Linked DNA regions of Homo sapiens: region 1 is linked to region 2. A link is an interaction called in ENCODE POLR2A ChIA-PET data of the cell type or tissue named here. Cell type or tissue: GM12878. All regions are shown on one strand. Each heading gives the region's core, and the rest is flanking DNA. Links, peaks and the distances in the headings are about the cores only. Region 1 overlaps DIRC3 (disrupted in renal carcinoma 3). Region 2 overlaps DIRC3 (disrupted in renal carcinoma 3).

The links. Peaks named below come from ENCODE experiments on the same cell type or tissue, not always from the same donor. Only the 100,000 strongest peaks of a DNase experiment are listed, where the experiment ranks them.
Region 1: POLR2A ChIA-PET joins it to region 2 with 5 read pairs; 2 of 35 experiments call an interaction of 5 or more read pairs at or near these places.

Annotation. Positions count from the first base shown.
Region 1 is chr2:217,608,210-217,623,705 of GRCh38, reverse strand. The region is part of intron 2 of DIRC3 (disrupted in renal carcinoma 3); the gene reads left to right. Among named protein-coding and RNA genes, the nearest start is that of DIRC3, 170 kb to the left of the region's middle. RefSeq lists an enhancer at 13,363-14,070. In GM12878, for the core only: no CTCF peak of the experiment used is centred there; a DNase peak (open chromatin) is centred at 8,995.
Region 2 is chr2:217,434,018-217,449,513 of GRCh38, reverse strand. DIRC3 (disrupted in renal carcinoma 3) reads left to right here. Exons shown (of 13, transcript NR_186301.1): 4 at 15,398-15,496. Among named protein-coding and RNA genes, the nearest start is that of DIRC3-AS1, 160 kb to the right of the region's middle. In GM12878, for the core only: no CTCF peak of the experiment used is centred there; DNase peaks (open chromatin) are centred at 9,289 and 10,468; H3K27ac peaks cover 1,646 bases.

The DNA.
Region 1 (15,496 bases), core at 6,888-10,887, 170 kb before region 2:
CACCCACATTATGGAGGGCAATCTGTTTTGCCCAAATCCGCTGGCTTTACTGTGAATCTTATTTAAGAAATGCCTTCACAGAAACATCCAGGATAATGTTTGACCACATGTCTGGGTACCATGACCCAGCCAAGTTGACACATAATATTAACCTTCATATATGTGAATATCTTATGTAGGAAAGTGATCTCAAGGAGAAGTGAGGGAAAAGGAGCATGAAACAAGGAAGTGGGGAGATCCAAAACAATGAGGAATTCCCAGGTTGGTCATGGGAAACTGGCTGATTCAGAGGCTGGGTGGAGGAGGCATTTTTTTCCATCAGATCTCAGCCTCTACTGGTTACCTTGAAAGCAGAAATCATATCCAGTCATCTCTTCACATGCACATCACAGAAGTCTCAGCTTGAACCAAAATAGGTGCTCAGGAGGATATTTGCAGATGCGGTGCAGAAGGGACTATGCTTGGACCATTCATGGAAGGACCTCCTACCTGATACCCTGATGCAGAAGGCTGGGGAATGATCACATTATGTCCTCTGGTTGAGTTTCAGAACAGGTGAGGGCCTTGGTTATCTGGACTGTGTTAGGGATAGACTTAGCTCAACAAAGAGGGGCTGGGGAGAATCCATGTGCCTCAGTGGAGCCCCTTTCCCTTACAGTGAGGGCCTTAAGAAGCCGAAGTGTAGTTTAAGCAGAAGCTGAGTTCTTGAGATTCTATCCAGGGGAGGTTAAGTGTTGGCCCGTTTCCTGAAGAGCCAGTGCTTCTAGGTTCTGAGAATTTGTTCCCTAATCTCTGCTTACAGGACTCCAGGCGGCTGGAGTCTGCATGAAAGGGGCCTTTGTCTGATATGGGAATGGTTTTTGGGGCTAATCTCTCCTTGGATGCATTTTAATTCACTTTAATGACTCTGCCTCCTGTCAGGCTTTTCTTCTGTGAGGGGGGTTTGTTAAAGAGATTAGGAGGAGTGAACATGAGCCCCTGAATCTCGCCTTCCTCTGAGGTTGCTGTTACAGGAAAAATAGTGTTCTGCAAAATGTATTAGGATGCTCTGGGAGCCAGTGGGGAAGGAGCAGAGTGGAGAGTAGGAAAAATATATATCTAATAAACACACTCACATATAAACACTCTGCATGTACTTACACCAAGCACGTTCACCAGCCTGCTGCCGTTTCCCCCAGCCCCCACCACCAGTGGTGGGAGTCGAAGCAGACAGGACAGAATGATGTCATCCCTAGGACACTGTCCTTTCTCTTGTCTCTCTCTCCCTCTCCTCTAGTTCTGTATAAACACAGCTGTTTGTGAGGAATGCTGGCTTGGGAAAACATAAACTGTCTGCATTAATGACCTTTCCTCCCTGCCAAACACCCCTTCCTACTGAACGTGGGAGACTGGAATGCTTTCAGCCCAGCAGGCCCATTGTCTTCATGTCTGCAACACCAGGTTTTTTAGCTTTCTGCTTGGGCCTGGGGTGACCAGACTCAGGGACCGTACAAAGCCCAGCAGGGCAGACAGAAGTTCATCAGCACTCTGGTTGCAGGTGATACTTCAGACCACCTGTGAAAGATTCCTAGGGGACTGCAGAGAGGGGAGGAGGGCGTCTCTTTTCTGGGCTTGGGGAATGCAGGGTGGAGGTTGGAGGGATAGCAGGGATCCACAGTGGATACAGGTGCTCCCTGATCTGCCAACTTTGCCCACTGGGAAGCCAAGGGGGAAGAAAATAGCAATGGTGGGCTTTGGCCCTCTACTTAGTGTCAAGCTATCGAACTGGGCATTAAGGGCAACCCCACCCTCATCATAGCAACTCACCCCAGCTTCCACTGCATTTACAGTCGCCATTTGGGACCAAGAGCCTTTTATCCTTTCAAAGAGTAGAACACAGGGGCAGCTAAAGGGAGAACCCAAGCTTGAACTCATGCAGTCCAGTTTCTTTTGAAATCCCACAGTACTGTGGTCCATAGTAATTTATTGACGGTGATTTTCCATTTCCAGATGGTGACCTTGGGGCCTTGGAGGTTAGGATGGTTTTTATTCAAGCTACTGAACTTGGCATTTTGGCTGAGTACATGTTTGCTTCCTGGCCACTTGCCCCCAGCCCAGTCTACTAAATCTCTCTCTGTGTCCCACTTTCTTACGTGGTTTTGTGACCACAGCTGCAAAGAAGTAATGACTGCTCTCTGGGCCTCCCTTTCCAAGGGTCAGGCACCTTAGATGGGGCCCAGGACAGCTGCCATTGTGGAATGAATGGGATTCAGTGCCAGAAAGGTGGGGGTGGGTGGGGAGCTAACAGTCTTCTGAAGTCTCCTCTTGGGTTTCCATGGGGAGAGAAGACAAGCCTTCACCCACGTATTCATGCTAAGTACAAATCACAGAGACATACCATTGGGCTACTGGTTACCTCTCTTGCCTACAAGTTGCCAAGAAAAATGCAGGTCTATAACCCACACTTACGGACTACCTGCTGTGTGTTGGGCAGGGTACTAGATGCTTTGCATCTGTTCCAATTTTATCCTTGCAACAACACAGTGTTATTAGGTAGTGCTATTTTATATTTAACAATGAAGAAATTGAGAAAGGTAGTTTCAGAAACACTATTCAATGAGTCAGTGATGAAGCCAGGATTCACACCACTTTGAATTTTAATGTCTATCCATTCCAGGAATTCAGAAGGAGATTGAAGAGGTAGCAATGAACACAATAAACCAGATAGATAGACAAAGGCGGCAATTGCCTGTGTGAGGTGATTTGAGGGATAAAAACAACATCCCTCACCTTCCCAAATATTCCTCTTACAGCCTGAAATCTATTACAGTCATTCCTTTGAGTTAAGCATTGCCCTCTGATTTTGCTGTGTTTTTGAATGCAAATATTTTTAGAGAGAAAATCATTTGGCAATTAAAATGCTTTATTAAAAAATCCTCATTTTCTTTTAAAATGTTTTACTTTCAATTAATTGTATTCCTTGTAAGGTAATACTTAACAGAAAGTAGTTTGTATCAGAAAAAATGACTGGGGGGGGGACCTCTTAAGGGAGTTGAGAAGTGTTAATCTTTGACATTTACTATTATAAGTGCATTTTAAGTAATTCCTAGAAACTGATAAAATCTGTTAGGAGCAAAGGATCTCTCTCTCTCTTTTTTAAGTAGTAGAAAATTGTACCCTTCTGATCTGAAAAAGAGATAGACATGGCTGTTAACTTTCTGAGATATACCCACATAATTGTAATCCCTTGGGATTCTGCTTCAAGGAAAGAAAAAGAAGGAATTTGAAAGATAGGTCGGGCTGAAGCTTCAAACATTAAAAGATGAGATGATATTGGTAAAAGCACTTGGACGAACCCTAGAGTTAAATGAATAGCAGCTATTATTATTCCTCCTAAGAATTATATTGACAATGAAGGAAGAAAATGAAAGAAATAATTTCCTAAGGCAGTATTTCCCAAGAGCTTTCTGCAGACCCCTATGTCTTGGGTTTTTAATATGTGCTACATGAATGCAGTGTTTTCTGGTTAACCACACTTGGAAAACACTGGGTTAAACAAAGTTAAGCATGTTTCTTTACTATAGGAGTTATCAGAACTTTTAAGATATAGGTGTGCATGGTAATTCTCCCAGGGGGTAGACAGTATAGTATAGAGGATTTCCTAAATCTATTTGACCAGCATAGAATCCTTTTTTGAGGAGTGGGGGATGGGGGTGGCATCTCATAAGACCAAATATTCCCTGGAACATAGTTTGAGAAACACAGGTCTAATCAATAGTCATGCTGGCTATAAGAGCTTTTGACACTAAGATGTCTTGAGGCCTTAGAAAAGCAGGGCATTATATTCCCAGTTAAGAGGGGACAGGGAGTTATAGATGTACAGACAATTATTCACATCCATATCAGTGAATAAGTACAGGGAATTGAATAAAAAGGCATTTTGACTGGGCCATTTAAGTCCATTTCATCTCTAAGATGTGCCAAGGTCCCAAGCTTCAGTAGAATTGTGTCAGAGAGACAGGCATTGGGCAGTAAGTAGCCCCATCCTCCCACCCTGCTAACTGAAGGCTTGCCTCGGGTCTCTCTCTTCTCCAAGTCATTCTAGTCACTACTATTAATCTTGGCAGATCTTTGATCATGTCACAACCCAAGGTATGTAAAATTAAACTCAGGTTCTCCAGTCTGACATGTAGAGCCCCTCACTTTTTGGCCCTGCAATTATGACATGGTGGTTTAGATGGTCTGAATTCAAATCCTAGCTTCACTACTTAATAGGGATGTGAGCTTGGGCAAATTATTTAACTTCTCCATGCCAAAGAGAGATTTAGTAGACTGGGCTGGGGGCAAGGGTCCAGGAAGCAAGCATGTTCTCAGCCGAAATGCGAAGTTCAGTTTTTTCCACCCGTCAAATGGGAGTGGAAGCATCACCTTACTTACTTAACTGAGTCATGAGGATTAAACAAAGACCACCTGTCATATATTAAGAGCTCAATGTTGTTATTGTTGACATCTTACCTGGTGTACTCTGAACTCTGGTTCCAGCTGAAAGCAGAGACTCACCATGCATTTCTCCATCTTTGTTCATGTCCTTTCCTCCACTTAAAATGCCTTGCCTGTTCTCATCTTTGCCTGCAGAAAAAACTGCAAGATGTATCTCCATGCTGCTTGCTCCATAAGACCTTCCTGGATTTCCCAACTTTCCCTCCTCTAAATCCCCCACATCCCTCTGTAGGTTTCTGAGACTTTGATCATTCAGCTTTGTATTTTTGTGTTGCGTAATTTATTTTATCCTTGGAAAGATGTTTTATTTGTCTTTGATTTTCTGATGCCTGGTGTAATGTCCTTTATCGACTGGATTTTCACTGAAGGTTAGCTGAACTGTTTAATTTCAGGGCATTCTACTGAGATACAGATACCCCCTTAGTAAAATTCTCTCTTAAGTCCTTACCTGTACATGCTTCACCAAACTTTTTATAATTTGTCAAGGACTGGTGAAAATGAGCTCTAGGCTAGGCTAGGCTAGGCATAGAGGTAGAAGAAGCCAAGAATATAGAAGAGGATTATATATAACAATTATATGTCTTACATTGTTTTTCAGGAATGTTCCAATTAAAACTATTCTATCCCATTTTTCCTGTTCATGTTCACCATATATATGATTTTTGGCATTTAATAATCCATAGTAGGCATTTAATCAATGTTTATTGATTGAGTGACTAAATAAAAGAATAGACAACTATTGCTCCAGGCCAACCTTCCTGCTACGTTGGGTCCCACAGGCCACGTGTCCTGCACAATCAGGGAGTCCATTTACAGAGACAAGATGTAAAGTTTGACCCCAGTCAGGACAAGGCGAGGATTACTTTAGAAATCATGTCTGAGACATAAGCTGGTTCTGTTTCTAGATGGAAAGAAGGAAACATTTTCTAACTTTTCTGCCTTCTAATAGTGCACAGCCCTTTTCCGTCTTTCGAATGAAAAAGTAGCGTTGCATAGCCGCTGTCATCTCTCACCGAGCTCTCACAGCCCTTTGCACATTCCACAAACCACTATTAGCACTTTTGTCACCACTGATACGTCTGTGCCTTCATTGTGGGGTCCGTAGAACCATATTGGTATCCCCAGCCCTAGGACACAGAGCCTGGCACATAGTAGGTACTCAGCAGCTGATGCTGGGGAATGAGAAAATGTCCTACATGTTTCCCTAAACAGAGGCCCAGCAGTTGCCTCCCAGCTCCTCCTGTGTCTGAAATCTGAACTCCATTAGCAACCCCCTTTCCCTGACCCTGATTTGAACTTTAGTTTGCTAAGCTGAAAGAGAGAAAGACGTAAAATGGGAAGAGGAGCAGACATTTTTTTTTTTTTTTTTTTTTTTTTTTTGCCTCACGGGCTATCCCACCCCCTTTGCCCGTGCATTCCAAGACAGATCAGGACCCAGGTGGAGCTGGCTGCTGTGTACCCCCTTCCCTCACAGGCGGGCAGGAAAGCCTGGCTGGGAACCTCCACGGCCCATCGGGTGTGCATGGGCCATGCTGTGACCTGCGGCTGAACTGCTGAGGCCCGGTCTGGTCTTAATACCCAGGCAGCTGCTCCTGAGGCAGGAGTCCTGGGGGAAGGAAAGACCATGCTAAGGTGCAGCTCCAGAGTGCCACAGTGTAAATTGCTGTTTGCACACTGGAATCATTTATGAAAGGTTGGGTTGCCTGTCCCAACTGGGTAGACCTGTGGAAAGAGGTCCCACACATCTCTAAAAATGCTGAGATGAGAGAGACAAAAACATGCAGGAAGACCAAAGATGGGAAGTCATCCCCTTCCCTATGCTGAGAGAGAGAGATAGAGATATATATATATATATATATATAGAGAGAGAGAGAGAGAGAGAGAGATTAAAGAAGGGAACACCAGGAAATACTCTGATACTATTCATGTATATGAAAATGAAGTAATTATGCTTCATTTTCCTGTAGTCACTCCTCTCCGATTCTAGGTAAACTCTGAAAGTGGGTAGAGCTCCGCAGTGCAGCTGGGACACTGAGGCCAGAGAGAAGCTTCTTGGCTCAAAACTTAGATTCCAGGCATCTCATGAATTCCTCTCCGGGAGATGTGTAACTAAGAATATGTGGTCTGAAGTGACTTCGATGATTCTCTACTCTAATCTCCTTGTTTTTCAAATAGAGCATCTAAATGCTTCATATTTGGTTCCAAAGTGCTATGGTTTGAATGTGACTGTCAAAAAAAACATGTGTTGGAAATTTAATTTCCAATGCTACAGTTTTGGGACATGGGGCCTAATGAGAGGTGATTAGACCAAGAAGGTGGGGTGAATGGATTACTGCTGTTATCATGGGAGTGGGCTTGTTATTGCAGGAGTGGTTTCCTTATAAAAGTGCAATTTTAGCTATTTGGCCTCTCTCTCTCTCTCTCTGTCTCTCTGTCTATCTCTATCTCTTTCACCCTCCACCTTCCACCATGGGATAACGTAGCAAGAAGTCCCTTGCCATATGCTGGCCCCTTGATCTTAGACTTCCCAGCCTCCAGAACTGTAAGAAAGTAAATTTCTGTTCTTTATAAATTATCCAGTCTGTGGCACTTAGAAAAAATAATAGCACAAAATAGACTAAGACACAAAGGAATGGAAAATTATGTTGGGGTTAGGATCCTGGGGGTCAAAGAAGAGTGATTGCCTCCCTTATCCTTGGGTGAAGAGGAAGAGACTCATATGTGCCTTCTAGGAAACATCATGCTATTTTGTTTGGTCTCTTATTCTCCATCTGCTTGTCCGTGTTCACTGCTAACGAGGGATCCTGGCTGAAATGTAGTGGTCATGTGGTGGTGTTGGGAAGAAGAAGGCTCGTACAATGAGATTTGATGTCCCTGTCCCACACAGGGATGGTTCCACTCTCAGAACGAGGCCCAGTCTCTATCTGCCAGAAGTTCTGACAGAAGAGCAGAGTTTCAGCACTGTCTTGTGCCATAGCATAGAATGCATGGATTTCCAAAGGCAAAAAGGACTGGCAGACGACACCCAGTGAGAACTGGAACCCTTCACCCATTCTGCAAGGTGTTTCAGGCAGTGGCTGGAGGCAGAGGATGATGCACTTCCATCTTAGTGAATTTCTAGTGTCTCAGAGCCTCTGGCCTGTCCATAGAGCATAACTGTGCCTGTTGAGGGCATGGCTCTAGCACATCTACTTTCATCCTCTCCTTCCCACCAAACCTGGCCCTACTCTTTGTTGAGATGGTCAGAGGAACAGAAAGGGGATGAGTAGAAGAGAAACAGATGAGGTTTTGGAAATGACCAATGCATTTGTTAGGTGGACTATGAAGGTCAGCTGGGCAAGTGTCATCAATCCTATTTTACAGATGGAAACTGTGAAGATTAGAGAATGTGTTGGCCAAGCTCCTTAACAGTTATAAGAAGAGACACACTAGGTCAAATTCAAATATCATTTCCTGGGGTTTATTTCAGATGTACAAAGGAACGTGGAATAGCGTGGAATGTGGTCACTACAGCAGAGCAGCACAGGGGAGCCTGTGCTTCCAGAACTGGGGGGTACAACACTGAGCAAACACTTCACCTCATTTAGGATTCACCATGATTTCCAGGAACTTGCCTTCTTATATATGAATTTTAATTTACCTAGTCTATGGGTTAGGATGTTTCCAACTTCAAAAAACCAAAAAGAGGCTCAAGCTTATTTAAATGATGGAGACATTTAAATCTCACATAGAGAAAGTCTAGAGGTAGGACAGACTCTCTGCCAAATTTCTAGATTGCTTTTTGTGTGTGTGATTTGCTCTTCTCTTTTCCCCTGGAAGGTTTGGTCTTGGCTCAGGCTGTCTTCCTTCATGGTTTCAAGAGGGCTGCCAGCAGCAGCTGGGGTAGCGTGCTTTCTTATTTCACATATAGGCAGATAGGGAAAGCATGGAATAAAAATCCTTCCTTTCTACCTAAATTGACCAACTTAGGTCATGCCCTCACTTCTGGACAACTAACATTGCCAGGGGAATGCCCTGTGTTGATTGGCCTAAACCTGAGTCCTTGAAGTAAACACTGGTCAGGAAGATGAGATTACCAGAACCTACATCTGAAGGCACACAGGGTAAGAGGGGGAGAGTAGACACTGAATAAAATTGAGGTCTCCTAGGAAGGAGAAAGGTGTGAGAGTTGCTCAACAAATACCCAAGAGAGTCCACCACACCTAGCATTTAAGCATCCCAAGGAGAGCTGTCAGGACCTGTGTGCTTGCTGGGAAGATGTCATGCTGTCCCATCTCTGAGGTTTTTGGTCTTTCCTACCCTCAGCCAGCTGATATGGCTGCTCCCTTCTTCCTGGCCCAAAAAGTTGTGACAGGGTGGCAGGGTTGTTTTTTCTCACCACCTGAGGCATACACTGTTGTAACTTTTGCAGGAAATGACTTCATAAAGTGATTTTCCTCCAAAGGGAACTACATAACTAGCAGGCTCCTAGGGGCTTTCTGGTGGACTGGGTTTCGAAAGGTTCAGCGTCTTACTCAAGGTCATGCACTGCTGACTGTCAGAACCTGCACTAGGAACAGGTCTTTCCATTACACCAGGAAGATGTCAATGTGGTAGAAATGATGTCAGCCCTTTGAGGGTAAGGCTATGAGTAAAGAATGCAAATTTAGACCTTGGGCAAATTCCCTAATTTCTCTAGGCCCCAGTTTACGCACTAATATAGTAAAGGAATCTTATTAGAAGATGTTAAAAGTACCTTCCAATTCTAAGAATACATGAATAGTTTTAGATAATGGGCGTCTTCCAAAAACCTGAAAACACTTGTTCTATTAGATCATTTAACTACAGATTATTTGTTTAAATAGTTTCCCAGGAGTGACCCAGAACATCCTACGTAATAAACCAGTTGTTAAATCATAAACAATATGGACAGGATTCATCATCATTATGCTTCTCAACTGAACATCCCTGGGGCCTTCTGGTTGCTTGGACACTCTGCCTAATGGAGTGTTGTCAGGGATTCCCTATGTGGGTGACCGCCTTTCCAAGAATTAGAAATAACAGACTATAACAAACACTAGAGCTCTGCTGGAAAAAATGTGCTTTTTTTCGGGGGGTAGAATGAAATGGATGAAAAACCAAAGAAATTTGCCTGTGTTCTTCTTTCATCTCCCTTCTTTTCTTGGTATCCTTGTTATCAGCCCCATACCACATCACTGTCAAGTTCTCAGCTTGTGGCTCACTAATTCCTACTTAACTAATTGAAATTTAGAGTGCTATGTGTTCTGGAATATTCATAGGAAATTTTATTTTATTTTATTTTTCTTTTTTGAGACGGAGTCTCACTCTGTTGTCCAGGCTGCAGTGCAGTGGCGAGATCTCGGTTCACTGCAAGCTCCGCCTCCTGGGTTCACGCCATTCTCCTGCTTCAGCCTTCCGAGTAGCTGGGATTATAGGCGCCTGCCACCACGCCTGGCTAATTTAAATTTTAAAGCCTCTAGACATAAAGGAATGCATATAGGAAGTTATAAGTAAGGGTAGCCTAGCATCCCCAGTGGAGCATTCCCCAGTGTTTGTTTTGTTTTGTTTTGCAGCAATTTTACCCCAAAACTCTTGTCCTGGGTCTCGTTGGCTTGTCTTGAGTCAGTGCCCATCACTGTGACTTTGATTGGCCAGGCTCAAATCAGGAGATAAGAGCAATGGAGTTAGGCACATCCAACCAAAAGACTGAGCATGTGAGGCCAAGTGGTTCCCCAAAGCTCATCAACAAAGGGAGGAGGTGACTTTATCCTAATGTGACAGGCCAGTGGGAGGATAGCTCCTACCAGGAAAGCCTTTCAGAACTTGGGGTGTGAGCCCCGGAGGGCAGCCACATGATCATGTGGGACCAGCCTGCTGTTTTCCCTTTTAAGATGGGGCCTCAGAAATGGTGAGGCTCCCTCAGTGTACACGGCAGCGTGGCAGGAAGGCCTCAGGAATGGAGCTGGGGAAGCGGTAACTGTGTTGTTGAATTTAGTTTGGGCTGTGTAGATGGAAATATCCACTGCAGTCTGAGTCATTTTTGCATCTACAGCTCAGAAAGGTGGAAGAGTGCCCAGCAGGAGCCAGGATCTGCAAATAAAGCCGCCATCAGGTGCACCATGTCCTAGTGGCATCTTAATGAGAGAGTGTGGCGCTGTGGTCAGCTGGCCTCCGGGTCATTATAGGGCTCTAGATTTGCCAGCCCCTGCTGTCTGCTTTACCATGGCATATGTCGACTCACACAGGCTGACAATGCACCGCAGCAGGTCTCCAATATACCTATACAGGCTGTCCTCCTTCCGAGCCCTCCTGGTAGCATGGCTGCCTGTCCCCTTTGCTACTTGTTTTGCAGGGCAGGGACAGTGGGATGTTGCCAAAATTCAGCTTTGTTCCGTGGGATTCATGGAGACCTTCTCAAAAACATCTGAGACCACTTCTGATCCAAAGTTTCATCTAGATGGGATAGTGGAGATGAGCCCTGCTCTTAATTTCCAGGGGGCAACTTAGTGACTCTTACCACCTCCCAGGTAGAAGGAAAGAGAATCCATCAGACACCATGATCCTGAGCCTAAAGCCATGGAGAATCACCAAGCATGGATTCCAGTGTCGGGGAAACCTTAACTGTATGAGGGGCATTTTGTTATTTAGTTCTTTTGTTAAATAGTTTGCAGACTGAGGGGACCAGAACCCAGAACTTTTAAAGCCTCAGTTACTTATTCCTTACTTATTCCACCTCCCTGTCAACTTTCTCCAAGTGAAGTGAGAGTGTAAAACAATTTAAAGGCGGGGACAGCAAAAAACAGCATGGGGCTGGGAGCTGTGCCCATTTTTAGGTTTAATATGTGTTTCTCCTCGTGTTTCTTGATCATTGCAGAGTTGGAAATGCTAGAGCCACAGGACACATTGGTCTTCTTTGTTGTTTCTCTTTCTACTTTTCTCCTGGAGGGCAGCTAAACTGAATTACAGAGAAGAGGTATCCCAGGTCACAAGCACGTCATGGCTAAAGAAGGTGGGAGAGAGGTAGGGGTCACACAGACATTATCTTCTAGAAAACTCCAGAGGCACTTCAGGCTCAGGGGAGGCAATTTTGATCCGTCCATGGAGGAATGTTTATAATCCAGAGTTGTTCCACTGTGAAACATGCTGCTTAGTGAGGTAGTGAGCACCTTGTTGGTGGAGGTGATCAAGCAGAGGCTGAAGCACCAGCAGACAGGCTCGCTCCTGCGTAAGAGTCCATGACTCAGCAGAGTGAATATCCCCCAGGCCCAAGATCCGCTGGGCTCAGAAGCTGTCCTTTGTCCGTGGTCCTGGCCTGGCTCAGATGCTGCATCTGAGGCCCAGGAAGTGCAGGCCCTAGGCCAGTCCCTGCAGTGCCTTGCAGAGTGTGTGCACCTGCCAAGACTTCTGCCCAGGTCTCCATCAACCACCGCCTGGATGAATCTCCAGATGGTGACATCCACCTAGCTTTTTGTGCTACTTCCTCCATCACTGCCCCCAAGTCCACAAAGCTACTGATTGTACTTTTACCCTCAGAAAAGACACATATTGGAGGAAAGGGGCTTTAACCTTCTCCCCAAGCCCCTACACAGAGCCTGCTTTTGAATGGTAAAGTTGGAGAAGGGAGTTTTTCATCTGTTTCCTGGTATGAGACCCATTGGATTGAACGCTGGGCAGGGCAAGAGTGAGAGTGAGCAGGGAAGGGCAGACAGACCTGTCTCATGTCTGGATATGCACCCCAATCCACAGTGGAGCTAGGAATGGGCAAAGTTATCTCTACCTCGCACAGCTCCCCGAGGCCACTAGCTAAGAGAGCACGTGTGAAGTGAGCTCCCTGCAGCTCCACCTGGGCCTTCCCCCTGGGGCCTGTGTCTATCTGTGACTCTAGGGTGGGCTGGTGTGGTTGAATGCTGCACTGGTTGGGGCTGGCGGTGAATTTGGAGGGCTATGAGCCTGTGGACCTTCTCAGAGGACAAAAATGAGGCCTGGAGAGTCCCACAGGGAGCTGGTGGCAGAGCCTGAGCACCTGTGTGCCCTGTGACTTCATGCTCCTTCTATCATGAGAGGCTGGCAAGATGTCCCTGCTGTTCCCTGGGCTGTGTGAACAGGATCCTAAAACATCTGACTGCAAAGGACACCCCTAATTCTCTGGCCCTTCTCCCATTGTGCAGGTGAGGAAATTGAGATTCAGAGAAACAAAATGCTTGGAAAGATGAAGTGACTTGCTCCACATACACATGGTGTTAAGGGTAGGCTCAGGTCACCTGCTCCAACCTCCCTGTCATCCCAAACTGGTAAGACAGCTTTCCTTAGAGCCCCATGGCACCAGACTCATGTAAGGCTAAAAACAACCAAACCAAATTTTCCACCGTACTTTTCCGTTTTCTCAAAGTATTTTCACAGTGCGATCTCATTTCCTCCTCACCTCAGTCCTCCCAGCAAGCAAAAGCTCCTAACAACAGGGCTTAAAGGTTTCCGTTTTGTAAGACACCACCCACGCACAGGCTGTGAGGGCCGCTCTGTGCCAGGCACTGGGTATGTTTGCACACCTGGTGAGCAGGAGGGTCACCTCCTCAGTGGCTCAGGGCGTCATGCAGACAGCTTGGTCACTTGTCTGTCATCCATGTCACTCAGCAAGTCACTGGCAGTCTTCAATCCTTGTCCCTGATGACTGGCTGCCTGGTCTCAGAGCAGGTGGGGCCCCCTGAGTGACGTTGTAAATGAGTGAGACTTCCCACAGGCCCAGAGAGAGGCATTTTCTGCAGCGTCAGGAGGTTTCTGCCACCAGGCAGTTGTCAGCCTTTTAGAATGTGTGCTGTGACCTTTGGCAGATGTCGAGCTGGGTGGGATGGAGCAGGCAGGTGAAGCCATCACCTGCACTGTGCGTGTTGTCACCTTGTATGATTGATTATAAAGGAGCGACCAGGACACCAGGTTGCCACATTCTCCCTCTTGTCCCTCCTTAGTGTCCAAGAGTTGAAGAGTCTCAGGGCTGGGAGGGCTCTGGGCAGAGGCAGGGCCAATGCATCTCCTCCCCCTCATGGTCCTGGCACAGTGTCTGTACAGCCAGGGCTCTAACAATGCCACATGTTGAGGCCCAGCCTCTTCCTGCAGGCAGCACCTGCAGCCTCTTCCTGCAGCCCACAGTCTGCCCTCTCCAGGGCTACATTCACCACCTGCTGTCCTCCTGAGCCTATGCATCCCCTGCCCAGGTGTGCATGCAGGACCTTGTGTAAATCATCTCGGATACAGGGAGATCCAGCCCACACTCCAGGAAGGCAGTGCCCACCTTCCCCTGCACCTGCTCCATCACCTCTCCCACACTCACTGTCCAGAAACTCCCTGTTGCTGCCTGAATCCCACTGGCTGAAGGCGAGTATTTCTTTGTCCTCTAGCCCCCCTTCCTCACCACTTAGATAAGCAGCAGCATGTGGCTCCAGAGCAGAGTGGGCGAGACCCTGGACCTGGCCGTAGTTCTCATGCTGCCTGTCTTCGCTCATTCTTCCTTAAGGACGGTCACCTTCGTTTCCACCTACAAAGCTCTTTGCCAGCCACAGCTCACTTGGGGTTTTATCTGTGAAGAATGTTGAGATGGGATTTATACAGTGGGGAGGAACAATCCAGTAAAGAACAGATACTCACAGAGGTTAAGGGACTGAGCCCATGTCACAAAGCTAGTGGGAAGCAGGGTGGGGTCCTGGTCATTTAACTCCCACTAGGGGCACTTGCCCTCTTGTGTCTTTTCTCGCTGCCCCATGCAGCCTTCCTCCTTCCCCTTGGATTCTTGTCTAGTCCTCCACCTTCATGGCTGCCTTTAGTTTCCACCCACGTCCCTTCCCTTCCTGAATCCCACCTCCCTAAGCACTATTGACAGAGTGGTCCACTTCAGCCATCGAGGGACGCACATGTGTGTGCACACATACACACACACACACACACACACACACACACACACAGACTGAGCACACAAAAAGCAAACAACACCCTGAGGAAGAGAGGGACAAGAGAAAAACACATAAGTAGAGAGACACAGGCAGATGGAGACTGGAAGAGAGATAGGTGCGCATAGTGGAAGAGATGTTAGTTACCTAAACTCTGCTTTGATACTTATTGGCTGAGCCACTTGGGAGAGTCACTTAACCTCTCTGGGCCTCATTTTCCCGTCTGGAAAATAGGCATTGTTTACTTAGTAAATATTCATTAAGTGTCATTTTTTAGGTGCCTAGGCTGTATCAGTGAACAAAATAGTTAAAAAAAAATCTTGCCTTTCTGTGGGTGAGGTGGAAATAAAAGTAAATGCACTAAGTAAAGGATTTTGTATGTTAGAAGATAGATGCTATAGAGTGTTAGTTTGGGTTGACCATAGGATTACATATGTCAGGAAAGAACATTCAAAGAGTTCTTTAAAGGACATGCCTGTGGGAGGTAGAAAGGGAGGCTGCCAGAAAAGGCTCCAGGGAGCCCCCAGTCCACCATGCAAATGTGACCTTGAGTGAGGAGAGAGAGAGAAGGTTGGGTGGAGGAGCCCTGGCTTGCTGAAGCCATGAGGGGGAGTCAGTCCTCAAGCAAAAGCTGGACACCAGGAGTCCCATGTCTCTATGATGGCCTTAGTCTTTGGCCAGCAACTGCCCTGGGGAGGTGGGGTAGCAGCTCCGATACAGTGATGGGTTTCACAGCATAGCAGCTGAGGCCCTTGGTCAACTATGTGACCTGGAGTTGAAGGTCTGTACAGTGCGTTCTCATGGTTGGCACACATGAGAAAAAAGCCTAAAGAATGGAGCAGGGTAAGGAGGACAGGGATTGCTGTGATGTGGACAGATCAAAATTTTAATAGGGTGGGCAGGGTAGCCTCACTGAGAAGATGATATTTGAGCAAAGATTTGGAGGAGGCAAGGGAGAGAGTCGCAAAGATGCCATTGCCATCATTGTTGTTGACATCGTCACACTGCAGCCTTGCAGGACAGTCGAGTGGGTGGTGTGGATTCATGCATGGGAAAGCACTTTGTAACGGCATAGACTT
Region 2 (15,496 bases), core at 7,532-11,531:
CACACACACACACACAGACACACAGACACACACACATAGGAGACATGCTGCTCTCCCGCTGCCCATTTCTTTTTGTCTCTCTCTCTCTCTATCTTGGCCTCTGTTAAGTCCCACTTAAACATTCAATAGCTTACTTTTCTTTCCTCTCTTCTGTCTGTGGGTGTGACATTTTATCCACAGCCCTCACTCCGAACATTGAATATCTTACTAATTTTCTTTTTATAAGCCCCAGTGTTAGAGGCATTTGAACCACAGCAACTCCATCTTAAATAGGAACTGGGTAAAATAAGGCTAAGACCCACTGGGCTGCATTGCCAGAGGGTTAGGCATTCTAAGTCACAGGATATATAGGAGGTCGGCACAAAATACGGGTCATAAATAAATAAATAAAACAGGCTGCAGTAAAGGAGCTGGCTAAAACCCACTAAAATCAATATGGTGACGAGAGTGACCGCTGGTCATCCTCATTGCTACACTCCCACCAGCACCATGACACTTCACAGATGCCATGGCAACGTCAGGAAGTCACCCTATATGGTCTAAAAATGGGAGGCAAGAATAATCCACCTTCTGTTTAGCATATAATCAATAAATAACCATAAAATGGCAGCTAGCAGCCTTCAGGGCTGCTCTGTGTATGGAGTAGCCATTCTTTGATTCTTCTACTTACTTAAACTTGCTTTCCCTTTACTGTATGGACTTGCCCTGAATTCTTTCTTCCTTGAGATCCAGGAACCCTTTCTTGGGGTCTGGATCAGGACCCCTTTCCTGAAACACCAGCGGCAGATTTGGTCATTGAGCGTGCTTCTCCCTTCTGCTGGGGGGGCGCTCCCCCTACCTCTCCCCTGGGCTGCCCCTTGCTGCCATTCTTGTCCCAGCACTGACATCCAGTCCTCCTAGGGGCCTTTGCTCACCTCCTGGCACTGCCAGTCACTCTCTAGCATGCCACTTCCTTCCCTCTTTGGCCTGGATTTTTTTTTTTTTTTTTCAGATGGAATCTAGTTCTGTTGCCAGGCTGGAGTGCAGTGGCGCCATCTCGGCTCATTGCAACCTCTGCCTCCTGGTTTCAAGCGATTCTGCTGCCTCAGCCTCCTGAGTAGCTAGGACTACAGGCGCCCGCCACCATGCCCAGCTAATTTTTGTATTTTTAGTAGAGATGGGGTTTCACCATGTTGGCCAGGATGGTCTCGAACTCCTGACCTTGTGATCCACCATCCTTGGCCTCCCAAAGTGCTGGGATTACAGGCGTGAGCCACCATGCCTGAACTGGCCTGGATATTTTATCTTCTTCAGAGTATTTAGCAGCAACTAAATGATTATGCCGGTTTGTTTACTTGTTTAGTTTCCATTTTTCCTTTTTTAAAAAATTATTATTATTTTTTTAAAGACAGAGTCTCACTCTGTTGCCTAGCTTTAGGCTGGAGTGCAGTGGTGCAATCATAGCTCATGGTAACCTCCAACTCCTGGGCTTAAGCAATCGTCCTGCTTCAGCCTCCTGAGTAGCTGGGATGACAGGTGCAAGCCACCATGCCTGGCTATGTTTTACATTTTTTTTGTAGAAGTCAGGTTTTGCTATGTTGCCCAGGATGGTCTTGAACTCCTGGCCTTAAAATGATCCTCCTGACTTTGCCTCCTAAACTGTTGGGATTACAGGCATGAGCCATGGTGCCTGGCTGCCATTTTTCTTTGTAGAATGCAGACATTTCTTCTAGGACAGAAACATCCATTCTGTTAACATCTTGTGTTGCTTTCCAGTAACAAACCTGTGCCTGGCTTGAGATAGACATTGAAAAATCATTTGTTGAATTTTAAAAGTCCACTGAAGTTGACTGAAGATGAACTTGAAATCATTTGTTGAACTTTAGTGCGCTTTAGATGACTGATGATGGATTTGAAATGAGCCTCCTCCACACCATGGGCCATCTGTGCTGTGGGTATAGGGCAAACAAAAAACAACATGGACAAGCCTCATGCCGGAACTCAGTCCTGGGTGGCCAATACAATGAAGGCCAGTGACGTGTTGACTTTCCTGTACTGCCGTCCTTCCCAGAGTCCTTCCCCTCACACTTGATGTAAATCCAGACTTTCCATCAGGCCTCTTTATATCCATCACAACCTCCCCCCACCCACCGCAGGAGAAAGGAAGATATCTCTAAAGGCTTTACCAGAGGTCCATGCCTTTTCCTGCTGGCTGCTAATCTCACCTTCTCCTGACTCCTCTTGAGCTCTTTGGAGAAAGCATCTCTCCTTCTCCCCTTGGTCTGCCTGCATGGGAAATTCTGAGGCATCAGAGCTCCTGCAATTCTCCTTGAGAGAAGAGAGAGACCACAGCTTCTTACAGACCTCCAGAGATGCTGGGATGGATCTCTGACTTGGCTCCCAATGTCCCCTTGTACTCAATCCAGTCTCCTCAGCTTGAGCTTTTAGGACAGCGTCTCTCCATCACCTCACTCCCCCAGCCCCATTTCACTATGTGCCCACTTCCCCTTATGTTTGGGCTCTCCTAGAATGTTTCCTGGTCCTGGTCTGCATGCCCAGCTCTCATGTGAATATCCCCTGCTGGCCGTAGTTCTCTGTAGAGAACTATACCTGCCTCTTTTTATTCTGGATTTCTCATTCACAAATCCTTACTCAAAATTCTTCCTGTGGGAGGGCTTTCCTGACTTATTCACTCTGACTTTCCCTACTTGACTAATTCCATCTGCCCCTCCAACTTGTCTGTCTGCCCAGAGCCACCTCCACAGGATCCAGGTGTGTCCAGATACTGGTAGGTATCAGATTTTAGGTCCCTATTTAATCTTCATGTTTGATGGAATTTTCTTATGGGTAAGAAAATAATTTTTCTGTGTCTGGGAGGGCAGTCTGTCTATGTATTTTTTTCTTTTTTACTAATTCTTTTTCTCTTTCATGGTCATCACAGTAGAGTGTAAACTGGAAGACCATGAATGAGTAATCATGGTTCCAGGTTTGTTCCTTCTTATCATTCTTGCCAGCCCCAATCCTGCTCACCCTCTCCATAGCCCTGTGGCTGACCAGTTGCAAATTAGATAAATCATCTTGAGTCCATCAGGAATCCTTCTTTTTAAGGTGTCCTAGCACAGGTTTGCAGGAGAAAGAAAGCAGAAGGGGAAGGAGTGGGCAGGAGAGGAAAGCACCTCTGACCTCAGGGGTCTTACAGTTTATCAGAGAAGGGGAACAAGCCATAAAGGAACAAACATAAAGGAAAACACTTAAAGAAGATTGAAGGAAGCAGCTTGGAAGCCCAGAATTTTGGCTTCTGGGTCTTTGTTTCACCCACTATTGACTGTCCTGGCAACCGTCTAGGAATATTTCAGAGTCACTTGGGTAGAGCCCGAGAATGAATCAAACATCTCTTTTCATAGACCCACCAGGCTGGCTGAGAGTGGTGATGGTCATTCTGTCCATCCCCTTGCCCCTAGGCCAGACCACATCAATTCAGCCTGCCCAGTCAGGGGTATCTCCCATTTCCAAACCTCACCGGAGACGGATCCTACCCAGCTCTGTCTGCTCTTCCTGCCCCTGTGGTTTTGAGCCTTGGTAATGAATGGCTGAGACGGCTGCATTCCTTGGACAGCCTCTTAGCCCTGCATATTTGTCAAGGACTCTTGGGAAGGGAGCTCAAGGGGATCTAGAGGCAAAGGCCTGTGTGAGGCTGCCCAGCCATACTCAGCTTTTTCCACTGGGCGTCTCAACTACAATCTGTCTGTGCTCCAAGGTGGGGAGGTGGTTCCCATTTGCAAGGGGATGAATGCTGGTGTTTGACTTATTGCTGTATCAGGGCCCAGAAGCTGTGGCAGAGAAAACATCTCTTTAATTTGGAAAAGAAAAAAAAAGACCAACTTTGAATTCCACCTGCCTCCTCAGTCTTCAGCATCGTTTCCTCTTCCACCCTACTTTTCTCACCTCTCCACGTGGGATGACAGCCCACCAGGACAGGCCTCACTGACAGCCTTGTCTCTGCTGGGGTCCCACAGTTCTGTTGTCCTGCTGGATGAAAGGCTGTCAGCTGATATTGCTCAGTGCTGAGAACTGAGGTTCTAGTGGGATGAAGAAATGGTCTTGGGTGAAAGGGTCACATCAAATAAGTGTTGGTCGAGGCCGAGATTTATGTATTTTTAAAAACAGATACCTCTGCCAAGTTTTCTTTATGTCTTTCCTATAGAAAATCTAATTTCTTCTAGACCACTTCAGCTTTTTCTATTCTTCAGAGTGACCCTATAGAGTTTGGTGGTCAACCATGCAGTCACTGATGGCAAATAAGAAGCAATGGATACCACATCTGTGGTTTCCTCTGTTAGGACATGCTCCCCACCCTGAACCCTGCACCACACCTCTGGCTATCACTAGCCTCATTCCCTTGGGGCCTTCAGGTCTTAATTCAGCCCAGGTAGTTGCTCCTCTTACATGCTGCCTTTGCAGTTTCAAAGGAGGGGAACTGAGAGAAAGTGGTCACACAGAGATCAAGAGGGGAGGAGACTTTAGGCAAGGAGTGCCTCAATGCAGTTGATAAGCATCCAAAAGTTTGGATTGGGTTTATAATTCAGCAAGAAATCAGTAACTTCCTGGAGAGAAATTTCAGGGGGCTATAAAGTCAGAAACTGAACAACAGGAGGTTGAGTAGCAAATAAGAATAAAGTGCAGACAGTGCCTTTAGACAACTCTTTCAAGAAATGACCTATGAAATTAAAAAAAAAAAAAAGTAAAAAAGGCATTAGCTAAAGAGGGGGAAGTGGAAAAGGAAGATGATTTATTTCTGTAATGTGAAGATGGAAGTGACCTGAGAAATGTAGTCTTGGGCTATTCTGTATTCTGTGTGTTCTTTCTTTACCACATCCAGATCCACTCCTTGCCCTACTCTGTGCCCTGAGAGGCTGACCTTTCTTGACTATGTTAAGGGGTCCCTTGCAGTCTGATTTCCTGTTGAGTTTGGCCCATGGGAAGCAGAGGAACAAAGGGCAGGAGAAGGAGTTGGGAGTATTTACTCCTTGGTCTCTGTCTTTACCAAGTTAAGGTTCAGTAGTGGACCATGTTCCTCTATCAAAGGCTGGCACTCCTGCCAGGCAGCTCTCTCCTATAGCACAGTGATAGTTCTCTACTAGGCCTGTTGTTGTTGGCTTGGGAGCTTCACCAATCCTTTCCAATTTATCTTAGCTTGGACTACATCTTTGCAAGCAGTCCCTTTAGTAAACTCTCCTCAATTACCCCCTTTGAGTACAACATCTGTTTCTTATTGGGGACCTGACTGGAAAAGGGGGGCAATTAAAGACCCTGTTTTTATCAGAAGCCTCCAGAGAATGCCAGGAATACAAAGAGAACCATTAGAGAAGCTGTAACAATAGAGGGAGAATAGAAATGGGAGAACTTTAGTCAAAACCATGTTATCACTTCACGTTTTGAGGCCTTTACTCTGCTTTTGACCCATCACAGTGATCGGTAAAATACAAGCCATGTCAATGTAGTTGAATCTCCAGCCCTGTGGGGCCACGGGTCAAAAAAGTAGGCAGAGGAAGCTGCATATGCAATTCTGTTAGTTTAAAATTGGGTATAGAAATCCCCATATTTCTGCTTTTGCTGTCAAGTCATGAAGAGGCTGGGGAAAAATGCTGCAACATGAATCTATGGCTTACATAAAACTGCATGTCTAGGAAGGCAGAAGAAGGTGGAGCACAGCCCCTGAGGGAAGGCCTGGGTCAAGGCACCGGCTAGCTTAGAGACTGATATGGTTTCTCTGTTTCCCCACCCAAATCTCATCTTGAATTGTAGCTCCCATAATTCCCACATGTTGCACAAGGGACCTGGAGGGAGATAATTGAATCTTGGGTGTGGTTCCCCCATATTGTTAGTGCTAGTGAATAAGTTTGAGGAGATCTGGTGGTTTTATAATGGGAATCCCTTTTTGCTTGGTTCTCATTTCTCTCTTACCGGCTGCCATGTAAGAAGTCCCTTTGTTCTTCCTTCATCTTTCACCATAATTGTGAGGCCTGCCCAGCCACGGGGAACTGTGAGTCCATTAAACCTCTTTTTCTCTATAAATTACCCAGTCTCAGGTATGTCTTTATCAGCAGTGTGAAAATGGACTGATACAGAGATTAAATCTGATATTCCTAATATCACACCAAGATAGAAATCCCAAACTGCCCATATATAACCTGAAGTGGACTCATAGAACATGAACCACAAAACCAAAATCCGAGACACGTGAGGAATATTAACCATAAGACAAGCACTTAACAAAATAAAATGTGGGAAAATAAATTCACGTCAGATGAAATGAAAATGATAGGACAATTTGAAAATGATTTAAAATGAAGTCTTTAGGATTGTCAAAGAGATAAAGTATAATAAAAAATTAAAAGATAAAATAAGAAATGATGAAACAAAAAAGCAAAAATTAAACCTATATAAGAGAATATAGTAACAATAGTAAATTGTGTACTAAAAAATTGCTATTTTAAAAAATAATAAATGGAATAAATTCTGAAGTAGAGTTTAGAGCAAACAATAAAAAGAGAGTATTTAAGTGGCAGTGATAATTAATTTTATGTGGCAATTTGACTGGGCTATGGGTTGCCCAGATATTTGGTCAGACATTATTCTGGGTGTTTCTGTGTGGATATTTTTGGGTGAATTTAACATTTCAATTGGCAGAGTAAAGCAGATTGCCCTCCATAACATGAGCAGGTCTCTTCAAATCAGATGAGTAGGACTGAATAGAACAAAAGCCAATCTTCTCTCAAGTAAGAGGAGATTCTCCAGCAGATCACTTAATAGGACTTCATCTGCACCATCAGCTGTCCTGCATCTCAAGCCTGCTGGCCCACACTGCAGATTTAAACTTGAAAGTCTCCATAATTGTGTCAGACAATTCCTTATAACAAATCTCTCTCTATATATATACACACCATATTGGTTCTGTTTCTCTGGATAATCTATTACAATGGGAAAATAGAACTCAGAAATATAAACAAAATATAGACAAAAAGAAAAATTATACATATATATGCATACAAACATATTAATGTTTGTATGGGAAGTTAAGGGGAATAGAAATGGATTGAGAGACTCCAGTATGCATCTGATTAGGAGTTCCAGGGAAAAGAAATAGAGAATGATGTAAGTTTCCAGAATTGAAGTCGTGAATCTTTTGGTGAAAGTTCATATAAAATGCAAACAGAACAAATGAAAATAAAACCACATCTATTTACACTGTAGTGAAACTGTAGAACATGAATAATAAAAATAAATGCATATTAGAAGCTACCAGAAGGAAAAGACAGCTTACTCACAAAGGATTAATGATTATATTCACAAAAGAATGATCTTCAGCTAGATTAGACCCCCATTGCAGATGAGTTGATATCTTCATAGCAGTAAGAAAAAAGTCAACCTAGAATTTCATCCCAGCTAAATTAATCAATTGTGAGGGCAAAATAAGGATACATTAAGTTACAAAAAGACTAAGAAAATTTACTGCTCCCAGACCCTTGCATTTAGTTCAAGAAAGAGAAAAGAGAAATCAGAGAGAACAATTGGGAGCAAGAGAGAAAAATTTGTAAAGTAGTTCAGTAAAAGTGCATTAACTATTAACTACATAAAAATAAATTTTGTATTAAAAAATGGGGCCAAAAGTCTAGACAATAGCATCAAAGAATGTTGGTGGTAGGGAGTGCTCAATAAACTAGTTAAAACATACTAAGATTTCTGTTTTGTTTAAGAGGATTCTAGAAATTATGAATAAACTTAGAACTTAGCAAAAATTTCTGTGAGGTCAGGCACTGCACAGTATTTTGGTCAATGATGGACCACATATATGATGGTGGTCCCAGAAGATTATAATACCATATTTTTACCATACCTTTTCTATATTTAAATATGTTTAGATACACAAATACTTACAATTTTCTACAGTATTCATTACCAAAACATGCTGTACAGGTTTGTAGCCTAGCAGCAATGGGCTATACCATATAGCCTAGATGTGTAATCAGCTATACCATCTAGGGTTGTATAAGTACACTCTACGATGTTTGCACAATGACAGAATTGCCTGATGAGACATTTCTCAAACATATTCCTGTTGTTAAGTGATGCAAGACTGTATATATATGTATATTTAACAATTTATCGGTAACCATTAAAATATAAGAAATACAGGCCGGGCATGGTGGCTCACACCTGTAATCCCAGCACTTTGGGAGGCCAAGGCAGGTGGATCATGAGATCAGGAGATTGAGACCATCCTGGCTAACACAGTGAAACCCTGTCTCTACTAAAAAAAAAAAAAAAAATACAAAAAAATTAGCCAGGCATGGTGTTGGGCGCCTGTAGTCCCAGCTACTTGGGAGGCTGAGGCAGGAGAATGGTGTGAACCCAGGAGGTGGAGTTTGCAGTGAGCCAAGATTGCGCCACTGCACTCCAGCCTGGGCGACAGCGCCACTGCACTCCAGCCTGGGCGACAGAGTAAGACTCCGTCTCAAAAAAAAAAAAAAGAAAGAAAGAAGGAAAGAAATACAATGTAACGTGTAAGTCAGAAGCTGATTGGTGAAAAGGCGTTGATGTGGAGAGAATAGCTAAAGCCCTATTAATCCAACACAAGACAGGGAAGGAGAAAAAAAAAGATTTAAAAAAGAAGCATAAAAGTAGAAAACACAAAAGAAGTGAAAATAAACATTGATTTACTAAAAAGCAAGGAGCAGAATCTTATAAACAGTATGGCATCATTTATTTTTAAAGTTACCAGGTACACAAAACAATAATAAATGTTTTTGTATAAAAATGTACTAAAAATATAAAAACTCATGGAAGTGGGATACATATCTTTATGTGTGGGGTTACCAAAAAGGGGAAGAAAATGAGGGGATGGGGCTTCAGTTGTATTTTAGTGTTTAATTTATTTTTAAAAGGCCTGAAACATATATGATAACATTAATATTTTTCAAAATTTTGGTTGTGGCACATGTGTGTGCTTTAAGTTGTTCTCTAGAATTTTTTATATCCTGTATTAGAAATACTTCACAATTTTTGAAGGAGAATAAAATGAGAAGTAGAACTATATGGCTGCGGAAACAGAATTAGGACCAGTATGAGTTTATGGCAATGGGGGATTTCTTTAGATCTGGAGAATTATTTGGACAGGACTCTCTAGGTCACAATCAGGTAGACACAGGCTGAGGCTCTGGATCACATAATTTTGTACTCACAGAGGTTTTGCTTTGTTCTATTAATAGCTAAGAAAGTAAAAGGAATACTTTGTAAGTAAACCACGGGCTAGGTTCTAGAACAAGTTGTGAAACTGAGAGAAGTTTGGCCCAAGGAGGACCAGAAAGGGGGTGTTTAATTCTCTCACTATATGCCAGGCTGACTTGTATACATGTGAAGTGATTGTGTAGAATTTCTTACCTAATATTTAGAGTATATGCTGTGTTCAAGCCTCTCTGCTAAATGTTTGACCTGTGTTATCTTCTTAATAATCTTCAGCCTATGAGCACTGTTTTGATTGCCTTTGTATTTCATTAAGAGACAGTATGAGGGCCTTTCCTCTCAGAAGTCCTCTCTCTCACACTAGATAGAGAGCTGTTTTCCTTTCTCTTTCTTCTGCCTATTAAATCTCCACTCTTAAACTCCTGGGTGGTGGGGTGGGGGGCGGGGGAAAGAGGCAGTATGATGAAGTGATTGGGGTCATAGACTCTATAGTGTTAGATCACAGCATTGCTCCTCACAAGCTGTGTGATTATGGCAGCTTACTTAACTTCTCTGTGCCTTGGTTTATTTATTTATTATTTTGAGACTAGGTCATGCTCTTTAACCCAGGCTGGAGTGCAGTGGCACTAACATGGCTCACTACAGCCTCAACCTCCGGTGTTCAAGCAGTCCTCCTGTCTCAGCCTCCCATGTAGCTGGAACCACAGGTGTGCACCACCACTCCTGGCTAAGTTTTTTGTTTTTTGTAGAGACTGGGTCTCGCTACATTGCCCAGGCTGGTCTTGAACTCCTGGGCTCAAGGGATTCTCCCACCCCGATCTCTTGAAGTGCTAGGATTATAGACATGAGCTACTGCACCCAGCCTCTCTCATTTTAAAAGTGGGGAGTAGGAGTATTTATCTCACTGCGTTGTTGTGCAGCTTAAATCTGTTGATATATGCAAAGACTTAGGAGACTGATTGGTATATAGTAATCTCTATATAAGTGGTTGCTATTATTATTTGCTATTCTGAGTGAGAAAACAAAAATCCAGAGAGATAAGGTAACTTGAAAAAGCTCCCAGCTAGTAAATGGTAGAGCTAGGCCTCAAATCCAGGATTAATTAACTCTAAATTCAAGTACTTAATTGTTATAATATTCTGCCTCCTCAGGAGACATAAAAAATATAGAGACATTAGAAAACAAAAAACATCAGAGTTACTGGAGAGAAGTAGGGTGAATCAGAAATACAGGAACAGAAACTTTGTGGCAGAAATCTGGATTTTCTCTTACAGGGTAGCAGACAGAGCTGTGAGTCTACCTATCAACACACTCCCCCTTTCCTCTCTTTTAAAAGGCCTACTGATGGGTTCAGGCCTTTGCCTTCCTCTGTGAAGTTATGAACTTCTGGAAAGATGGAGCCCCTCTTCAACTCCAGAACTTTATTTATGGTTGATCCGAGTCAATAGTGGTCCTGTTCTTCTTGATAGGAATTGGTTTGGGCACGGGCAATAAGATGTGAGAGAAGGCCTTATCCCATGGAAGGGTTTCCATGAAAGGTGTATTCATGTGCGAATAGATGAGCTCTCTTTTCTGTTGGATGTTGTGGTGTCTGGGTGTCTTGGTCTTTTGGGCTTCTATAACAAAATACCATAAACTAAGAAGCTTATAAAAAACAGAAATTTATTTCTCACAGTTCTGGAATCTAGGAAGTCCACGATCACGGCACTGGCAGATTCAATGTCTGGTGAGAGCCTGCTTCCCAGTTCATAGATGGTGCTTCTCACTGTGTCCTCACATGGTGGAAGGGGCAAGACAGGTCTCTGGGACCTCTTTTTTAAAGGCACTAATCCCAACCATGAAGGCTCCACCCTCATGACCAAATCACTTCCCAAAGGCCCCACCTTTTAATATGATCACATTAGTGGTTAGGTTTCGACATAGAAACTTGCGGGGGACACGAACACTCAGACCATAGCAATGGGTAAGACTATGGTAGTCACGTTTCACCAGTAGATTAGCTAACCCAAGGACGAGCCCATACATGAGGGTGCTAGAGCAGGAGGACAGAAAGAACCAGGGCCTTGTTGATGTCTGTGAGCTTTGAATTCACCAGCCTCAGAATTGTCCTACCCATAGACTTTTGTTATAGGAGATAATGTTTTCTTAATTGCTCAAGCCAGTTGAGATATATTCTGTTACTTGCAGCCTGAACCATCCAAACCAGTTCAACTACAAAATCAAACTCTTGCTATAAGAGGAGAGAAAGAAATAGTGCCATGGTATCTTTAGGTGTGTGCCTAGAGGGGCGGCCCCAGATCTATGGGTTTGTTTCCGAGAGTGAGGATGGGTTGTGGCCCTGCAGGGTTGCCGCTGAAGCTGGTTTCTCATGTTGTGTTGGAAAAGGCCATTCTGGGAGCTGGGTCACGAGCTCCTGGAGAAGCAGAGTTCCCCAGCCCTTTAAATGGAGGAGCTCCCATAACAACCAAACAAGCAGGATTCCAAGCGGGAAGATAACAATGATCTTGGAGCTTCTCCCTACTCAGATTAGATGCATGAAGGTAATAAAAACCACCCAAAAGAAACTGCAAAAAGAGGCCTTGGGAAGCACATTCAAGAGGGTGAAAAGGAAGAACAGAAGGAACCCGTGGAAAGAAAATCTTCCAGACCAAATGATGGTCCAAAAATAATGAGACCAAAGTTCAAAAAAGTAATTTAAACCAAATAAGGCAGGGAAAGCCTAGCCAGCAAGGGGCGGGCTCACTCTGCAGGGAGCAGGCGAGCAGAGGGGATGGAGCTGAGCAGAGTTCAGTTCAGGACAGCCCATGGGTCAGAGGGAACTGAGGAATGTGCCCGCTGCCCAGGTCAGCAAGGGGGGCAGCATCAGATGGCATGCTGTCTTACCTCCCCTGCCCCAAGGGGCCTGGAGCATTGCCACCACCCTCACTGGTGATAGGGCTGCTTGAAGTTGCAGAGCACAACCCATCTGGGTGGGTTTGCCGCCACTGCAACAGAGAGCCTGTGGGACCAGGCAAATGAAGGAAGCCTTACTTGCTCATAGCCAAGCTTCTTTTCAGGTTCTATTTTATATTTTATTGCAACAAAGAATTCCAGGGCCATACTCTGAGCCAGGGATGATGGGTGCTAAGCTCATTAACTGCCTGCTCAGTTTGTGGACTTGTTCCTGCTGAATCTGTAGTCCAGGTACTGCCAGTTTCTTAGTGTCAGAGCCCTCATAGGGTTCATTTGTGCATCCTGCATGTGGATATGTGTGTGCATTTACCCAGATTTTTAAAAAGCTTTCTATTTACCTTTTCTATTTAGCACATACCCTCTTCCATACTTAAAACTCCACACCTTCTACCACAGCTTTTAGAGTGATAGCACTGGGTTACAATACATGTTTTCGCAGGAATTGAGCATTTAAAGAGGTACTAAAGTGAACATGAAGAATTTAAATTCTAGGTAAACAGCTCTCAAAAGCTCTCTCTTCTTTGTGCTTTCCCTGATTATGATATCTGATATTTATTCTTATGACAGAGGACAAACTAAACTGTGTATCACAGTCACCGATTGATTCACTCTGCACCACTGGTCCCCAGTGGCATTTGGGGGCAATGTGATGTCTTTTTCTTAACTCAGGGCCCTCTTAGTCCCTCCTTGTCCCTCTCTGGAGCACTTATGAATTCTTAGGTCCACTGTTCAGCCCGGGCAGGCCATGGAGTGCAAGCAGTGCTGCTGGAGGCTTGCCTAGCTGGTCACTTTCCTGCTCCACCGCTAAAGTTTCCGCCCTCACTCAGGCCATGCTGAACATGGCTCTGTGTGGGGCTCTTCCAAGATGCTCCCAGTCTCCCCTAAGCTGTGTTTGGGAAACAGTGTCGCTGGTCTCCTCCTCCAAATATTCTCAGGTTCCTTCCATATCTAGTTGGAAATGTTCACTATGCCTCCTTCTGATCTTGGGGTTCACCTCGGGAGTGGGGAGATTAGGACATGTAAGTCACATCTCTCTGCTGTATTTCTGTCTTTCTCTCCTGCTCACAGCCCCCTTGGGATACACAGATAGGTTCCCTTTCCGCTCTGGTCTTCAGAGTAGGGTGTGTGTACAACATTCCTTTATTTTCTTCCCACCTGGCAAGTGATTTGCCCGTCCCTATTTCCTGAGACATGAAGGCAAATAGGGTGCAAGGAATGAGAACTTGTTTTCACAGATAAGTGAACATGACCTTTGAAGTGGTTAGAAAAACACAGCAATCACACTAGCATACATAGACCCTTGAGGCTGGCTGGGAGCCCTGTACAAAAAATAAAAATAATAAATAATAAAGGCTGCTTTCTGGCTGAGAAGGGAAGGGAAGAGTGAGGATTGTCAACAGTATGGGGGTAACAACTCCACAGGTTCTGCAAGTTTTTCTCTCTGAAAAAGAGGACTCTTGACTTTTCCTGCTTTGCTTTTAATTTCAAAACAGCACACATACTTTCATCTCCCACAGGATGTTCCTAGGAGCAATAACGCCAGGGATGAATTTCTTCCCATCACATGAGCAGGATGGCACAATGAAGATGCCCCCGGGAAAGACCCTCCTATTTTTTTCTAATTCAGAAAAAGCAGAAGAATAATATGATACACATATCCCCTGCTCATATTTAAAATGTTCACTTTTTGTCACTTAGGCTTCAGATAGTATATCTCACAGTTAAAATTGAAAACCATTTTGTTCCTCCTCTCCATCCTAGTCTTGCTTCTTTCTCTCCAGCGATGACCACTGTCAGTAATTTGATATATACTATTCCGGTCCATGTTTTTATTAGCTCATTACAGATTTTATATATCAGATAATAGATGGTATTGCTTTGTAGTTGTAAAATTTTGGCTGAATAATACACTGCATGAATTGTTTTGCAATTTGTTTCCAGTAAACAATATGTTTTTGAACTGTATATTTTCTTGCATATAGATACAATCCCTTCCTTTTTTTTTTTTTTTTTTTTCCTGAGATGGAGCCTCGCTCTGTCGCCCAGGCTGGAGTGCAGTGGCATGATCTCAGCTCACTGCAACATCTGCCTCCCAGGTTCAAGCAATTCTCCTGCCTCAACCTCCTGAGTTGCTGGGACTACAGGCACACGTCACCATGCCAGGCTAATTTTTGTATTTTTAGTAGAGACGGGGTTTCACCATGTTGGCCAGGCTGGTCTTGAACTTCTGGCCTCAGGTGATCCTCCCGCCTTGGTGTCCCAGAGTGCCGGGATTACAGGTATGAGCCACCACAACTGGCCAGTCCCTTCATTTTAAACTGCATTTAAGTACTCAGTTTGTGAATACAAATATCTATTAATTCCTCACTAAAAAATATTCGTTTTTCAATCTTTTCTCCCAGGGTTTTATTTTTAATAATAGGAACAATTGGCTCTACCTAATACTTCAATTTCAGCCCAAAATTGGCCAGAAGACATCGTTGCCTTAGAGCAGCCTGTCTTCCAGTTGACACTGAACTGCTGTCGACCGGAAGATGGTTGAGAGTCCACATGTGCCCCCAAATAGTTGCAGACTGTGTGTGCAGGGCCTGATTCTGTTCTCTTCTCTGGAAAATGGGATCGTAACTGTTTCTATCTTCTTGGGCTGTATGAGGGATTGGTGGTGTGGAGCTTGTACCACAGTGTCAAGCAGACACCCCTGTTCATGCTAATACATACAGTATTTAATGCCTGGTATAGACCTAGACCCCTGACTCCCTGGCCAGTTGTTTTTCAAAGACACTCCCTGCCTGTGTTACCACTGTTGGTAAGACCATGTCTCAAAGAGTTAATCATCTGGAAGACAGAAATCTAACCACAAGAGGCAGAGGCAGTAGGCTGTAGAGTTAAGTGGCAGGCTCACAACCCCAAGTGCTGTCAGTACTCACAGCTTCTTCACGCCAGCAGCTGTCTGTACTCTGGATTGTTTTGAGCGTGTCTTTGCAGGGCTTGCTTGTGCCTGCCAAGTTCAGCTGCCTGCAGAAGCACAGCTCAGAGCCGTCCCTATAGGCCTAGTCCTTGCACAGGTCTGGCCAATCAGAGCTCTGTTACCAGGCAGAGCCTCTCTCTCCAGCTCTGGTCACTGTCAGCCTAGCTGTCCAGGCACCCTTCTGCAATTTTCGTTTGAATTGATTTTTTTAAAAGCACCTGATATACACTTTTCTTCTTATTCTTCTCCTTCTAGTCCTCTATTCAAGGCCCTACCACAGAGACACACAGGAACGGAACTCAGAATCACAAACAAAGAAACTTTGATCCAAGAAAGAAAATGATCTTTAAAAAG